Regions from separate parts of the Homo sapiens genome. Here region 2 is linked to region 1. A link is an interaction called in ENCODE POLR2A ChIA-PET data of the cell type or tissue named here. Cell type or tissue: PC-9. All regions are shown on one strand. Each heading gives the region's core, and the rest is flanking DNA. Links, peaks and the distances in the headings are about the cores only.

The links. ChIA-PET counts read pairs that join two places held together with the same protein. Peaks named below come from ENCODE experiments on the same cell type or tissue, not always from the same donor. Only the 100,000 strongest peaks of a DNase experiment are listed, where the experiment ranks them.
Region 2: POLR2A ChIA-PET joins it to region 1 with 6 read pairs; 1 of 35 experiments calls an interaction of 5 or more read pairs at or near these places.

The regions. Positions count from the first base shown.
Region 1 is chr1:93,012,121-93,020,464 of GRCh38, reverse strand. No RefSeq gene overlaps it. Among named protein-coding and RNA genes, the nearest start is that of DIPK1A, 55 kb to the right of the region's middle. In PC-9, for the core only: no CTCF peak of the experiment used is centred there; DNase peaks (open chromatin) are centred at 4,224, 4,644 and 6,594; H3K4me3 peaks cover 1,669 bases; H3K27ac peaks cover 4,466 bases.
Region 2 is chr1:93,514,472-93,522,815 of GRCh38, reverse strand. FNBP1L (formin binding protein 1 like) reads right to left here. Exons shown (of 17, transcript NM_001164473.3): 3 at 681-734. TRC-GCA7-1 (tRNA-Cys (anticodon GCA) 7-1) reads left to right here and starts at 6,467; the gene lies at 6,467-6,539. In PC-9, for the core only: no CTCF peak of the experiment used is centred there; a DNase peak (open chromatin) is centred at 3,225; H3K27ac peaks cover 1,825 bases.

The sequences.
Region 1 (8,344 bases), core at 127-8,126:
TGCTGCCCACACATAAGAAGTGGATGTATGCTCCCTTTTTGGAGGGTGGCAGAGTATCTACATAAATCACTTGCAATTCTTCTGTATGGACAATTTGTCTCTTCCTCCCACTTATTAATTTATTCAATTATGTATTTATAACATTGTTAACTCATGCATACTTGTTTTATACTTTAGGTTATAATTCAGTATTACTTTTATTTTATTTTTTTTTGCTCAAATTGTTTCCCCTTTGGTCACCGGGAACTCTTTCAGTTGGCTCTTATGCCCCTTTGACATAATCCAACAACATGATTTTTTTTTTCTAGCACTTCCTTACTTTTCGGCACTGCAACATGCTCCAGGTACATCTTGTGTCTTTCCTTCCCCAGTTCTAGAATCAGTCATGTCTCCAAAAAAACCCTTAGTTCCTTTTGTTAGATAATGGTATTAGGAACCGAGATCTGGATGGTAGGTGTCTGTGTACTAGAGAATATGCTAGGTCTTTTAGGACTTCTCTGCTAACAGATCAAATAAATAATTGTGTGGATACTAACCAGTGTATATACATCTATCTATAAATATTTTTATATAGGTCGGGTGCAGTGGCTCATGCCCAGAATTCCAGCTACTGAGAAGGTTGAGGCGGGAAGATCTCTTGAGGTCAGGAGTTTGAGACCAGCCTGGGCAACATAGAGAGACTCAACTCTAAAAAATTAAAAATAATTTACCTGGATGTAGTGGTGCATGCCTGTAGTCCCAGCTGTTCAACAGGCTAAGGTGAGAGCATTGCTTGAGCCCAAGAGTTCAAGGCTGCAGTGAGCTATGATCACACCATTGCGCTCCAGCCTGGGCAATAGAACAAGACCCTGTCTCTTAAAAAAACAATCTATATCCAAATTAAACTAAATATGAGTTCTTACTGATGTGTCTAACTTTAATCCATTAATATATGGATCATTCTAGCTTTTTCTCCTTGCTTATCTGTAAATTCCCACTCCAGCAGTGAGAAACCTGGTTCCTACAATCTGCCATCTATTTACTCAATCATTTAGTTCCAGTACACATGTGTAGCAGTATCAGAATTGTTAACCCATGCCCCCAAATGAAACAACTTTATCAACTAAAGCAGCATTATTTTTTTAATTTGTTTTTATTTCAGTAGCTTTAGAGGTAAAAGTGGTTTTTGGTTACATAGATACATTGTACAGTGGTGAAATCTGGGCTTTTAGTATATCTGTGTGTAGTGTACCCAACAGGTAATTTTTTCTCCCCACCCTCCTTCCACCATCCCTCGCTTCTGAGTCTCCAGTGTCCATTATACCAGTCTATATGCCTTTGCACATCCATAGCTTAGCTTCCACTTATAAGTGAGAACATATGGTATTTGGTTTTCTATTTTTTAGTCACTTCACTTAGAATAACGGCCTTCAGTTCCATCCAAGTTGCTGCAAAATACATTATCTTGTTCTTTTTATGGCTGAGTAGTATTTCATGGTATATGTATATCACATTTTCTTTATCCACTCATCTGTTGATGGGCACTTAGGTTGATTTCATATCTTTGTAATTGTGAATTGTTCTGCAATAAACATATGAGTGCGAGTGTCTTTTTTTGTTTGTTTGTTTGAAACAGAATCTTGCTCTGTCACCCGGGCTGGAGTAGAGTGGTGTGATCTCAGCTCACTGCAACCTCCACCTCCTGGGTTCAAGCGATTCTCCTGCCTCACTCAGACTCCCAAGTAGCTGGGATCACAGGCGTGTACCACCACACCCAGCTGAATTTTGTATTTTTGGTGGAGATGGGGTTTCACCATATTGGCCAGGCTAGTCTCAAACTCCTGACCTCAGGTGATCTGCCTGCCTCGGCCTCCCAAAGTGCTGGGATTACAGGTGTAAGCCACCGCACCTAGCCACATGTCTTTTTTTATATAATGACTTCTTTTCCTTTGGGTAGATACCTAGTAGTAGGATTACTGGATCGAATGGTAGATTTACTTTTAGTTCTTTGAGAAATCTCCACACTTTTTTCCATAGAAGTTGTACTAATTTATATTCCCGCCAACAGTGTACAAGCATTCCCTTTTCACCACTTCTGCACCAACCTCTATTGTTTTTTGACTTTTTCAAATGGCCATTCTGACTGGGGTAAGGTGGTATCTCATTGTGGTTTTAATTTGCATTTGCCTGATATTAGTGATGTTGAGTATTTTTCATGTTTTTTGGCCATTTGTATATCTTTTTTTGAGAAATGTCTATTCATATCATTTGCCCAGTTTTTAATGGGATTATTTGTTTTATTTTTGCTGATTAGTTTGGGTTCCTTATAGATTTTGGATATTAGTCCTTTGTCAGATGTATAGTTTGCAAACATTTTCTCTCATTCTAAAGGTTGTCTGTTTACTCTGTTGATTATTTATTTTGCTATACAGAAGCTTTGTAGTTTAAGTCCTGTTTATTTATTTTTGTTTTTATTGCATTTTTAAAGAAGTGTTCTTACGTGCTTTTAGTGTGCGATTTCTTTTGCCTTTAGTCTTACATATTCCACTCATTTCCAAAGTAACTTTAGGTCAGTATGTGTTCCCCCTACTTCCTTCAGTGAGGTTGTTTCATACATTTTTAATACAGTTAGATTTTACTGCCATTGTCTGCCTCCCTTCCTGGAACTCTCCTACCTCCTAAATGACTTTACTTAATCTGCATACATTATGGTTCACTCTTTGTGTTCTATCTGTGGGTTTTGATGAATGCATAATGTCATGTATCCACCATTACAGTATCATACCGAATAGTTTCACCTCCCTAAATATCTCCTGTGCTTCACCTTCATAATGAACCCCCATTTTCAACCCCTGGCAATTGCTGGAGATTTATTGTCTCTATAGTTTTGCCTTTTCCAGAATGTCATATAATTGGAATTGTGCAATGTATAGCCATTTCAGACTGGGTGCTTTCACTTAGAAATATGCATTTAAGTTTCCTCCATGCCATTTCATGGCTTGATAGCTTTTTTTTTTTTTTTTTGACAGAGTCTCACTCTGTCACCCAGGCTGGAGTGCAGTAGTGTGATCTTGGCTCACTGCAACCTCCACCTCCTGGGGTTCAAGTGATTCTCCTGCCTCAGCCTCCTGAGTAGCTGGGATTACAGGCGCCCACCACCATGCCTGGCTAATTTTTGTATTTTCTAATAGAGACGGGGTTTCACCATGTTGGCCAGGCTAGTCTCAAACTCCTGACATCAGGTGATCCGCCCTCCTTGGCCTCCCAAAGTGCTGGGATTACAGGTGTGAGCCACTGCGCCCAGCCTACAGCTCATTTCTTTTTATCTCTGCATAATATCCCATTGGATGAATGTACAATTTATCTAGTCAAGCAATATTTTAATAATTGAAAAGGTAAAGCTAAAGAAGAAAACATCCTCATCCTGGAGAAGCTCAGTCACTGGCATTGGTGGCACATAACTAAAGGATAGAATGATAAGAGGCATATTACATTACATTCAAAGTGCTGTGGGCACCCATAGAAGACAATGGGTATCTACATGAGAATGTGATGAGGTATAGGTATAGAGAAAAGCTGGGATTTGTCTTGGGCCTTGAAGAAAAAGTAGGTATTTGGGGATGAGGTGGGAAAGGAGGAAGAAGGTGAGTGGGGAAGAGGAACCTGCAGACAAATATGGCTAGAAGGTGAGAGAGACTGCGTCAGGTCCCAGATAACAGTGTATTTTCCCTCATCCACATATATGACCCCAGAGTTGGATTTGCAGGCCAGGAGGAAGGGGCTTTGTGGTGCCCTTTCACTCTGATGATAACAGTAACTCTCACACACAGAGCACCTACTACCATGTGTCAGACGCGGTGCTGGGCACTTCACACACATTTTCCTCACAATTCTTCATGTTACACATGTGCATTTGTAACACACATACATGCAAAGCTGCAGAAGCACTCTATAATACCTCCTGCTGGAAGCTGACACTCCGAATGGAGTTGCTGTTCACGTGTGTGAGGATGATGAAAGAGATGCTGTCTCACATGCCCTTTGACTCTGGCTGCAGCAGCCGCTTTCACCCGTTCCTCACTCCAGCTCCTCTTCTAGAGGTCCCAAAGCTTTAGAAAATCTGTGGCATTATCACTTGCTGCATTCCCCAGCAACCTCCTCTGTCTTAATCAGGGATCAGGTCTCCATCCAGCACACTGCATTTTTTCCCTGTACCTCTATGACTCTTTGTTTACCTAAACAATTCCAAGAATGAGTGATGATAGGAATTCAGAATAGAATGGGAGAGCACCAAGCTTTTCCTTTATGAAAGTAATAAAATGAGGTCAACTTTCTCTTCACTCTGCCCCATGTAAGTTTCCTAAAGAAAGTCAAAGCAATTCTGTTAATCTGCATTTAGACCGCCTACTTCCTACTCAAAGAGTTCAAAACTGAGCCTTGGGATTGGATCAGCACTTCATGGAGGTCATTAGAATAGCACTGTTAAGAAATAAAATTCTCCAGGAGGAAGATTTATAAGCATGGGGAAACTGGAAAAAAAGCTGCCTTAGTTCCACTCTGTTTGGTCGTCATGACTTTTGGCACTGTAAGATGACACGTCAATTTGTACCAAAACCAAAATACCAGTTTGGGATAATCTTTGATGAAGACTTGGCAACCCTATTGACTCTGCAGATCTTTCTCATATTTCAACTAATGCAAACCTCTAGAGAATGTATACTGAGTGACACATCACATAGCTAAAAATAAAGCAGCAGTTAATTTGACACCCACTGCTAGATAATAAAAAGTGACTCATAATTATTATTTCCAACATTTCAAAAACTTGTAATTGAGTTTCCTGTATGCATTTCCTGAGAGGCAAACTCTTCCAAAAATTAAACTCAAATTTGTTGTAGAATAAAATTTTAGGATCTGAAGAACTGTAGACAGTCACAACTGTGCAAATATAAACATGTATCCTCTTCCTAATGTGGTTAATATTTAGTTTACAGTCATTATCATTTTATCATTATTGTAATTACACCTTCCCCTTTAGAAAAAAAGTTATTTTAGTCAAGTTTAACTAGAGGTAGTTGTGTATACTGTGCAACTAATTCTGCTACTGTACCAAAGCATCATGAGGGTAGGTGTGTGTTCCAAGTGTCCTTGTATCCTCCGTGCAGCAGAGGCTTCCAATTGTCCTCTAATATTCATTGTACTAGATCCCTCAGTTTTTAAATGGGTCACATGGCCACTCAGAGTAAAAACCATGTTTCCGGCCGGGTGCAGTGGCTCACACTTGTAATCCCAGCACTTTCGGAGGCCGAGGCAGGCAAATCACTTGAGGTCAGGAGTTCAAGACCAGCCTGACCAACATGGTGAAACCCTGTCTATACTAAAAATACAAAAATTAGCTGGGTGTGATGACGCATGCCTGTAATCCCAGCTACTTGGGAGGCTGAGGCAGGAGAATCACTTGAACCCGGGAGGCAGAGGTTGCAGTGAGCCAAGGTTGTGCTGTTGCACTCCAGACTGGGCGACAAGAGTGAAACTCCGTTTCAGAACAAAAACAGAAACAAAACCACATTTTCTCAGCCTGCCTTACAGACAGGTGTGGCCTGGTAACTAAGTTCAGGCAAATAGATGCAAGCTTAAGTGTTATATAGCAGTCTTTAAGGACCTTTCTTAATTTCGCTTTTTTCACCATTCCTTCCTTCTTCCTTCTGGCTTGGTGGTGGAGCTGATGGCTGGGGGTGAACAGCTATCTTGGACCATGGAGTGATCTTAGAAGAGAATTCAAGCCCAGCAGATCAACTCCATGGAACAAGATCACCACACCAGTTCTGGCCTGTCTCCCTTTGGACTTCTACGCGCGATAAACTATCTTGTTCAAGCCACTGTCACTTGCATTGAAACATAATTCTAGCCAATAAACCCCACAGTCTCAAGCATATCCTAGCATGTCACTAGAGCAAAATATATAGTAATAAATGTTTATTGAATAAATGTTGCAAATTTGGGCTTTCAGGAAGTACATTATTTTTGTTAGTCCAGAAGTTTATGAGTTGAAACAGGACAGCAGTGAGGTCATCCAAGGCCAGAGGGAAATGAGACCAAGTGACTCAAGCAACCAGGAGACCACCGACTATCAGGCAAAAAAGGAAGAAACAGTCAAAGCTAAGGCTCAAAGAAAGAAGACACCACTCAGTCTGGGGAATCTGGAGGCAAGAGAAATTTGGAAACATCAGTCTCTAGTCTGGAGGATAGCAGGCAAGTAGCTCAAAGTCCACAGTCAGCAGCTCTCAGCTGGGGTCGATTTTACTCTTCAGGGGACACTGGCAATATCTGGAGACATTTTTGGTTGTCACAACTGGTTGGGGAGGAGTGGTGCTATGGGCCTCTAGTGTATAGAGGCCAGAGATGCTGCTAAAAATTTTACCATGCCCAGGACAGCCCCCAAAGCAAAGAATTATCTGGTCTAAAATGTCGATAGTGTTCAGGAAAAGAAACCCTGGTCTAGCTGATTATAGGTGTTCACTTCAGGCCCCAAACTCCAGCTACTCTTGGAGTTCAGGCCAGAGGGAAGATGGGTCATTTAGCCAGCCTGGATAACAGCTTGGAAATAGACAATCCAGACTTTCATGTTCAGCGTCATTAAGCAGACTTTGTGACTAAACTGAGTACCTGCAAATTGCTCTCTGAATATTAAGTAGCTTATAGCACAGTTCTTCCCACAATACAAAGATAATTATGCCCTATCCCAGACTAACAGAGACTGTGACATGCTCACAAACCATTAAGAAGAGTCTGAAATATAAAACAGGTATACATTGGGGTCCTAAGGTCTCAGAGAAGCTCCTTTGCATACCAAATGTGGGGAAGGGAGTAGAACTGACAAGCAGCTTCTCTTTTGATGTGAGTCCTAAATGTGGGAATCATCAGTCTCCACATTCCCAAAGCCAGGGTTTGTGTCAGAGAAGGTCCATGCCAGAGAGGCTGAGAGGGCAGATCTATTCTTGATTCTGCAGCTGACTTGCCGTTTGAACCCTCTGACTTTTCCAGGCACCAGTTTTCCTTACAGTGTGAAAGACAAAATTATCATTAGCTGGAGGGGAGGCCTGAGGGAAAGAGAGAAGAAGAGCAAGTTGATTGAGCTGCTGAGGCTGCTAGGCCCTATGTGCATAAATCAGTAAGCTTAAACCTCAGAATATCCCTGGTGGCTCGAGGATGACAGCATTATGGAAATAAAGTACTTTTTATATTCCTGCATCTGTATTAGCATACATACATTTACTTCTCATATTTATGAGATCCTTATAAATTTCTTTTCAAAAAAGTTTTTTTTGCCAAACTGAATTAAGTTAGTTAATTGCATACTTATTATACACAAAACACTATGCTTGGTTTTATGTGGTTTCTGCCCACAAAAGGCTTTCATTCCAGTAGAGAGGCAAAGATTTACACAAAGAAATCACAATACAAGGTAGAAAGTCATAATGCCAAAAGAGAGACATAAATAAAGTGCTGTGGGTTCACAGAGAATGAAATACTTAATATGGTTAGAAGAGGTAGGTTCAGTTGTTCATTATTTTGTTTAAAAAATATTTCTTGCACTTCTGCTATATGCCAGGAAGTCTGCTAAATGACAGAGATTCAAAAATGAATGACACCAAGCCCTTAGCTGAATGGGGAAGAGAAAAGTATATCAAGAGTGGCATTTGAGCAACATAAGGTTGAAAGTTGTGCTAATGTCAGATTTTGGAATGGGAGCAGGTAGAAGGGGAGCGTACTCCAGGCGAAGGAAAAAATAAGCAAAATATCAGAGTAGCAAACCAGCTTGTATTTCATCAGCCTCCATATGGGGTTCCCCACTACTACCAAATCCCAACCCCCACCCACACGCATCAGTTAATTTAGGAGGGGGCTTCTCTCTGAGCATGCTCTGTAATACAAATCCTCCATGAGAAGTTTGGTTTGTTGACCAGAAGAACAATATTTCTCCTATTAGCAATTATCTAGGTTGTTTCTGATTGGAAACTGTAATTAAAATGATACCATGAACATCCTTATACATGTGTCTTTGTGTACTCATGTGAATATTTTCTATAGACTAACGTTTTAAAATAGTTACAATAAACCAAGTTCAAGGATGAGTCACCAATGGACAGGATCTCAGATCCCCAGGATGATGATGAGTGTGTAAGAGAGCACTGAGCACCCCCTACAAGGGAAGATGGAAGTCTCTGAAGACAAATGTCACCTGCCTCCTAAATTTGTCTAATGGAAGCTCTGCCTGTAACCTTAAAACTGGGGTTTGCTTCCAGTCACAGTGGCTCTCGCCTATAATCCCAGCACTTTAGGAGGCTGAGGCAGGAGGATTGCT
Region 2 (8,344 bases), core at 163-8,162, 500 kb before region 1:
GTGTGAGGGAAGGAGAGAAACAAAGAGAATCACTGTATTAATGTATATATCTACTTTGAACATACTGCGGAACACTCTCTTACAGATGAAGATTAACAGCTCAGATAGGACTCCATTAACACTAAACCTGAGAATCCTAACAACTGACAATTATATACAGAGTTGTTTGTTTAAGTCGAGTCTCCTCTTGTTTCTCCATCTAAACAGTCATCCACATATTCCTCTTTAAGACCACAAAAAAACTCATAAGTGATTTCTAACCTTTTAATTTATTTCTAATGCAAAAACTCTCAGTGCTTTTCAACATCCCTTTATACCAATCAGTCAAATTGTTTTACTATCTATAAGAGTAAAAGCAAGAATCTACGAAGCCAACAACTACACAACCAAGTATGAAAAATATCCTTTTCTTCTGCAGACTAAATCATTCAAGTGGAGTCCTAGTCTACATTTTAATTGAAAATCTGTATCTGACTATTCTAGAAAACTGTTGATCAAGCCCACTACAGTATTTATCCTCATAAAAGATAAACAGTAGTTCCTTCTTTCATAAACATTAATTTTTAAATTAAACTTTATAAAATCTTTATAAAAAGCTAAGAATATATCTTACTAAATAATAAAAATATAAGTATTTTTAAATTTTTTAATATGCATTAATGAACAGGTATGTAATTTACCGTGGCTCTTCATCTTTGGATGAACGTTTGGGGCAGTACTTCTTAACCAGATTTCTATAGGAAGAAGATTTTTTAAAGTTTATTAAAAATTTCAACTATTGTTACAATTGAAATAGTCTAAGTTTTCAATTTCATTCAATCATGAATTTTATGATATAAAACAATTAAGACAGCAATATGATCTCTACTCCATTAGCATCATAATATGTAATCATTACTTACAATTTGTTCTTAAAATACTGATACCTGGAGAAAGAAAGGTTATTTCTGTATTTTCATATGAATGGAATCACAACAATTTGGTTGATGTTACTATCAAATAAGAAAATAGTTAAGAGGAAGAATAGAAGAAACAAAGTACAATTGGCCCTCTGTATTCCAGGGTTCCACAACCACAGATTCAACGACGGGTCAAAAATATTCAAGTAAGTAAATAACAATGGAGCTATAAAAAGTAATACAAATTAAAAAACCAATAGAGCCTAACAAGTATTTACATAGCATTTACACTGTATTAGGCATTCTAAATAATCTAGAGATGATTTAAAGTATGGGGAGGATGTGGGTAGGTTATAGGCAAATGTTATGCTATTTTATATGAGGGACTGAGAGCATCTTTGGATTTTGGTATTCATGGGTCTGGGAACCAATCCCCCTCAGGAACAATTACACTCAGTATGTGAAACTGAGTCAGGGCAAAAAGAAACATTTCAAAGAAATACCATCGCTTTTTTTTCACAAATTGAGGACTTTAATACTAAGGTAAAATGTAAGCAGATGCTGACTCAAGGAATAAAAGAACAGTTTGTCACCATCTCCATAACTCCACTTTTACATGCAAATCATTATGTGACTCCTTACCCTTCTCTTTTCTAGACAAATGAATTATATTCTGACTTGTAACTGTTTTTTGCCTTCATCCATGTCTGTTCTTAACATTCTTATAGTAGAATGCTACCTTATTTCATCTTTTCAAAATCAGAAAGAGACTAGCATATGGACTTTGGAGCCAGAATGGACTACCTTTGTTTGAATCCTGGTTGGCTGGTTTGTTGGTTGGTTGGTTGGTTGGTTGGTTGGTTGGTTGGTTTATTGAGATGGAGTCTCACTGTGTCGCCCAGGCTGGAGTGCAGTGGGGCGATCTCAGCCCACTGAAACCTCTGCCTCCGGGGTTCAGGCGATTCTCCAGCCTCAGCCTCCTAAATAGCTGGGATTACAGGTGCATGCCACCACACCCAGCTGATTTTTGTATTTTTAGTAGAGATAGGGTTTCACCACATTGGCCAGGCTGGTCTCGACCCCTGACCTCAGGTGATCCACCTGCCTCAGCCTCCCAAAGTGCTGGGATGAGCCACCATGCCCAACCTGAATCCTGGCTTTTATGTAGTACCTATGTGACCTTGGACAATTTGCCTAACTTCTCTGTCCCCTCATTTCCTATAAATGGTGCAAACAGTACCTACCCCATACAGTTACGAGAAATAAATGATATAAAGTGCTTTATACCCTGAGTCTCAAAGTATGGTCAACCTGGGTCCAGCAAGGGTCCATAGACTCTTTGGTAATAATCTACAATGAGATAAGTACAGAAGTTGGGAATAATTGTATTTCTTTTGAATCTAATAATTAAAAATTAGGGCCTATATTTTCTATGTCTCTTTTATGTCATGTTTCTAGTATTTAATTTTTATTGTTTACAAAAGCATCAGTACACAATGGATTGGAAACTAAAACTGGTCCATCATCGCAAACAATTTGAGATGCACTGCTTAAAACTATAAGCAGTTTTAAAGTAAGTGGCCATACTATCTTTCAATACTATAAAAGAATCACTGTCTTAATTATTCTCAGATTAGTATCAATTAATGCCACTTGAATCAATTTATTCATTCTACAAATTGTCTATTATGTGCTAAGCACCATGCAAACTACTAGGAGCATCATAAATAAAAGAGGACCCATGAGCAGGAGACTTATACTCTATTGAAAGGAGACAAGTATATACCAATAATTGTAATATACTGCATGGTAAGTGCTATGATAAAGATACACAAAGAAAAGGAAGACCTAACACCCAGTGAGGGGTGGAAAAAGAACAGGCAAGACACTGAGAAAAGAGTTCAGATCAACATGTATTGAGTTCCTACCATCAAGAAACCCATAGTTGCCACTGATTATAAAGTTAGGGACAAGATGAAAGCATTAGCACTTCACTCACTCTAGGGTGCAACCATAGCTCACTGTAGCCTCAAACTCCTGGGCAAGATCCTCCTGCCTCAGCCTACCAAGTAGTTGGGACTACAGGCACACACCATCATGCCTGACTAATAATATTTACATATACTTTTTAAAGAGACAGGGTTTCACTATGTTGCCCAAGCTGGTCTCAAACTCCTGGCCTCAAGTGATCCGCCTGCCTTGGCCTCCCAAAGTACTGGGATTACAGGTGTGAGTCATCCTCCTTGGCCTTCAAAGTTTTGCTGATATTTAATATGTCACTACACTAATACATGTACATAATTTACAAACTGTGCAGTCATATGCTCAAACATTTTTTACAGGTGAGCAATAAAAAGTTCAGAGATCTCTGGTCTAGAGAAATCAAATATATAGACACTCTTACATAACATAATATGGTAAGAACAATAGAGGGCTCTGTAAAGAGGGTTCCCCAGGGGTAAAAAGCTAAAATTTCTGATTTGCTGACTAAGCCTAAAGAGATAAACAGGAATTGGGCAACTGGAAACCCCTGGGGGAGGATTCTGCTCATTAGAGAAGATCTAATGAGCAAAGACAAAGAAGTGGGGAAAAACAGAGCATTTAAGAACTGTAAGTGGGTTCAATGTTGCTGGAACATCAAATATGAGCTAGAGAATTGCAAGTAGTAACGTGAAAAGTAAGAGGGGAACGAAGCAGAGACCCTTCTAAAGTCATATGAAGGAACTCTGAATAAATACTCTTGACCAGTGGTTATTAATCCTGGTTACCCAAACACTAACAAAACTCACTGTTATGAATGATTTACTAATTCACCCAAATATCAGCAAAGCTACTATCTGCTATAAATTAATTATTTCAGATACTAGACTGACAGAAAGAATGGGACGAGTCATGGTTAGCAAACTAGTAATTGGGCATGACCTACAGTCCTTTCTACAAAAGAACTCAAAAAGGAAGAAGGGGAAAACATGATCAACAGAATAATTCACTAGAATAGGCAAATTCAGATACAGAAAATAGATAACAGTTGCTAGCACATGGAGGAGGAGGAAATGACTGCTAATGGGTACAGGGTTTTCTTTTTGGGATGATGAAAATATTCTAAAATTCAATTGTGGTTATGGTTGCACAACTCTGTAAATACACTAAAAGAACACTCAAGTGTAGACTTTAGCAAATGAATCTTATGGCATATGAATTATACCTCAATAAAGCTTCTATAGGAGGAGGAGTGGCAGTTGCATAGGCAGTCCATCTGCCCCAGGTACCTCTATTCAACAAGTCTAAAATGAAATTTATCTACTTTTTAATCTTCTTTTACATACCTCTTTTCTTACATTAGTGGCACTACCATCCATCTAGAATTTAGACATTTAAGCCAAAAATTTGACAATCATCCTACACTTTCTCCCACCTTAACATGTTCAATCCCTACAGATTCTATTTCCTAATTAACTTTGTTAAAAACAATAATTTTTATAATAAAAAGGAAAAAATACACAAAGAGAAGCCCTGTCTTGTGACTACTTTATAAAATTGTTTTGTATACAGATGTGGGAGGACAGGCTGCTGGAAGCTACCGTAATATCTTGAAACCATAAGGGGAAAGACCAAGAGATGTACGAAAATGCCCTAACTTCATCACTGAGCTCTAGAATGCCGTTTCCAAATTTGTTGTATAAAATGACTCTATTACGTGAAGCTGAATGCTTCTTAACTGACACTATAGAAGAGTTAAATAAAAATGCCCAGTAGAGATATATAGTAAAAACTAGAACTCTAAAGAAACTTCTGGGATCACGATGCAGATATGAGGGTAAACATTTGTAAAGACAATAACAGAAACAAGGAGTTACCATTTGTCATACATGTATTACTTGACATTACCATTTGTCATCCATGTATTACTTGCCAATCTTAATGCTAAACTCTTTATATATAATCTTATGCTTACAACAACTGCAAGCAGATATTATTAGCCTGACTTTACAGGACTCAGACACATTAAGTGACTTGCCCACAGTCAAACAGCCAGTAAGTGACAAAGCCAAAACCTTCCTCAAATCTGATGCCAACACCAGAGATGGTTAAAATAATGAATGTGAATGAGGCTACTGAAGAAGTATGAAATGAAAGGTAGCTAAAGACCATCTACAAACACAAATTTAACAGGGAAGGAAGAAGAGTTGCTTCAGAAGAACAGTAAGGATGAACTAAGCTAGGAAGATTACAGGTAAACAAACTATGTCCCACTACCTATTTTTAAAACAAAATTTTATTGGAATGCACTACACTCATTCATGCATGTATTGTCTATGGCTGCTTTTGCATTACAACAACAAAGCTGAGACAACCAAATTGAGTAGACATATGGGTAACAGAAAACCCAAGAGAAGGGATTTTTTTAAAAGATGTTCTCAGACAAGCCAGGTGAGGTGTCTCACGCCTGCAATCTCAGTGCTTTGGGAGGCCAAAGTGGGAGGATCCCTTGGGGCCAGGAGTTCGAGGATGCAGTGAGCTATGATCGTTGCCACTGCACTCCAGCCTGGGAAAGAGAGTGAGACCCTGTCTCTTAAAAAAAAGAAAAAAAAGAAGACACTTAAGACATTTTGGGAGGCCAAGGCAGACAGATCATTTGAGGTCAGAGTTTGAGACCAGCCTGACCAACATGCTGAAAACCTGTCTCTACCAAAAATACAAAAAAATTAGCCAGGCATGGTGGCGCACTCCTGTAGTCTCAGCTACTCGGGAGGGTGAGGTATGAGAACTGCTTGAATCCGGAAAGCGGAGGTTGCATGCAGTGAGCTGAGATTGTGCCACTGCACTCCAACCTGGGCGACAGAGCAAGGCTCTGTCTCAAAAAAAAAAAAAAGGAAGAGGAAAAGAAGAAAAGAGGAGGAGGAAGAGGAAGAACAGGGTGAAGAAGAAGTTGTTCTAAGACAGAAACAGTCTATTATCATCAAAGATAATAAAACAGGTACCTAAAATATCCATGGAATTTAGCAATTACCAGGTGATTTAACGGTGTGGTTATGACAGGCACAGTCTCCCACCTACAAATGGGGTTGTTTTCTAGAAATTACTTTTAAGTTCAATGGTTTTGAAGCACAAACTCATGAACTGCATTAAACAAGTCAAATTTAAGCAAAAAGCATTTCATAGAGTGAGTAGTTTCAAAGATTGACTACTTTTTTTTTTTCTCCTGCCTCAGCCTCCCTAGTAGCTGGGATTACAGGTGCCCACCACCACGCCCAGCTAATTTTTTTTGTATTTTTAGCGGAGACGGGGTTTCACCATGTCAGTCAGGCCGATCTCAAACTCCTGACCTCACCTTAGCCTCCCAAAGCGCTGGGATCACAAGCGTGAGCCATCGTGCCCAGCCCAGGATGTCATTTTTCAAGTGTTCCCTTTCAGTTTATTAGTGGTCAAGGGACAAGCCAAAGCAGATGATGGACAATTAAGAAGGTGGGGCTTTAGAACACAAAGCTTGCCAGAACTCCTGTGGGTGGAACTTGAATGTATTGAGTCACCGTAAGTGGACAAGGAGGGAGCTTTTAACAGGTAAAGGGGGTATAGCTCAGGTGGTAGAGCATTTGACTGCAGATCAAGAGGTCCCCGGTTCAAATCCGGGTGCCCCCTTCCAGGATGTTTTCTCACTTCCATTTTAAAGTAGATACTGCCAGCCACAGTGTCAACAGAAAAGATGAGAAAACTTTTTTTTTTCCCCCTTGACACAGTACTCCTTTAATCCCACAATGCTCTGTGGTAATTTTAAATCAGATACACTGAAAGGCTATTAACTTTTACAATAATATTGTACAATTAAAACTATATATGTAAATCCAAGAGACTGGAGGAGTCTACATATACTGAGTTTCTGATTTAACAATAACTGATGATTTTTATATAATTGAGAATAAATCTTTATCAGATGATGAGACTCATAGAGGATAATAGGTCAATTATTATGGTAATTTTTAAAATCTCTTTTTATTATTATTATTATACCTTAAGTTTTAGGGTACATGTGCACAATGTGCAAGTTAGCTACATATGTATACATGTGCCATGCTGGTGGGCTGCACTCACTAACTCGTCATCTAGCATTACGTATATCTCCCAATGCTATACCTCCCCCTCCCCCCACCCCACAACAGTCCCCAGAGTGTGATGTTCCCCTTCCTGTGTCCATGTGTTCTCATTGTTCAATTCCCACCTATGAGGGAGAATATGCGGTGTTTGGTTTTTTGTGCTTGCGATAGTTTACTGAGAATGATGATTTCCAATTTCATCCATGTCCCTACAAAGGACATGAACTCATCATTTTTTATGGCTACATAGTATTCCATGGTGTATATGTGCCACATTTTCTTAATCCAGTCTATCATTATTGGACATTTGGGTTGGTTCCAAGTCTTTGCTATTGCGAATAATGCCGCAATAAATATACGTGTGCATGTGTCTTTATAGCAGCATGATTTATAGTCCTTTGGGTATATACCCAGTAATGGGATGGCTGGGTCAAATGGTATTTCTAGTTCTAGATCCCTGAGGAATCGCCACACTGACTTCCACAATGGTTGAACTAGTTTACAGTCCCACCAACAGTGTAAAAGTGTTCCTATTTCTCCACATCCTCTCCAGCACCTGTTGTTTCCTGACTTTTTAATGATTGCCATTCTAACTGGTGTGAGATGGTATGTCATTGTGGTTTTGATTTGCATTTCTCTGATGGCCAGTGATGGCGAGCATTTTTTCATGTGTTTTTTGGCTGCATAAATGTCTTCTTTTGAGCAGTGTCTGTTAATGTCCTTCACCCACTTTTTGATGGGGTTGTTTTTTTCTTGTAAATTTGTTTGAGTTCGTTGTAGATTCTGCATATTAGCCCTCTGTCAGATGAGTAGGTTGCGAAAATTTTCTCCCATTTTGTAGGTTGCCTGTTCACTCTGATGGTAGTTTCTTTTGCTGTGCAGAAGCTCTTTATTTTAATTCGATCCCATTTGTCAATTCTGGCTTTTGTTGCCATTGCTTTTGGTGTTTTAGACATGAAGTCCTTGCCCATGCCTATGTCCTGAATGGTAATGCCTAGGTTTTCTTCTAGGGTTTTTATGGTTTTAGGTCTAACGTTTAAGTCTTTAATCCATCTTGAATTGATTTTTGTATAAGGTGTAAGGAAGGGATCCAGTTTCAGCTTTCTACATATGGCTAGCCAGTTTTCCCAGCACCATTTATTAAATAGGGAATCCTTTCCCCAATGCTTGTTTTTCTCAGGTTTGTCAAAGATCAGATAGCTGTAGACATGCGGCGTTATTTCTGAGGGCTCTGTTCTGTTCCATTGATCTACATCTCTGTGTTGGTACCAGTACCATGCTGTTTTGGTTACTGTAGCCTTGTAGTATAGTTTGAAGTCAGGTAGTGTGATGCCTCCAGCTTTGTTCTTTTGG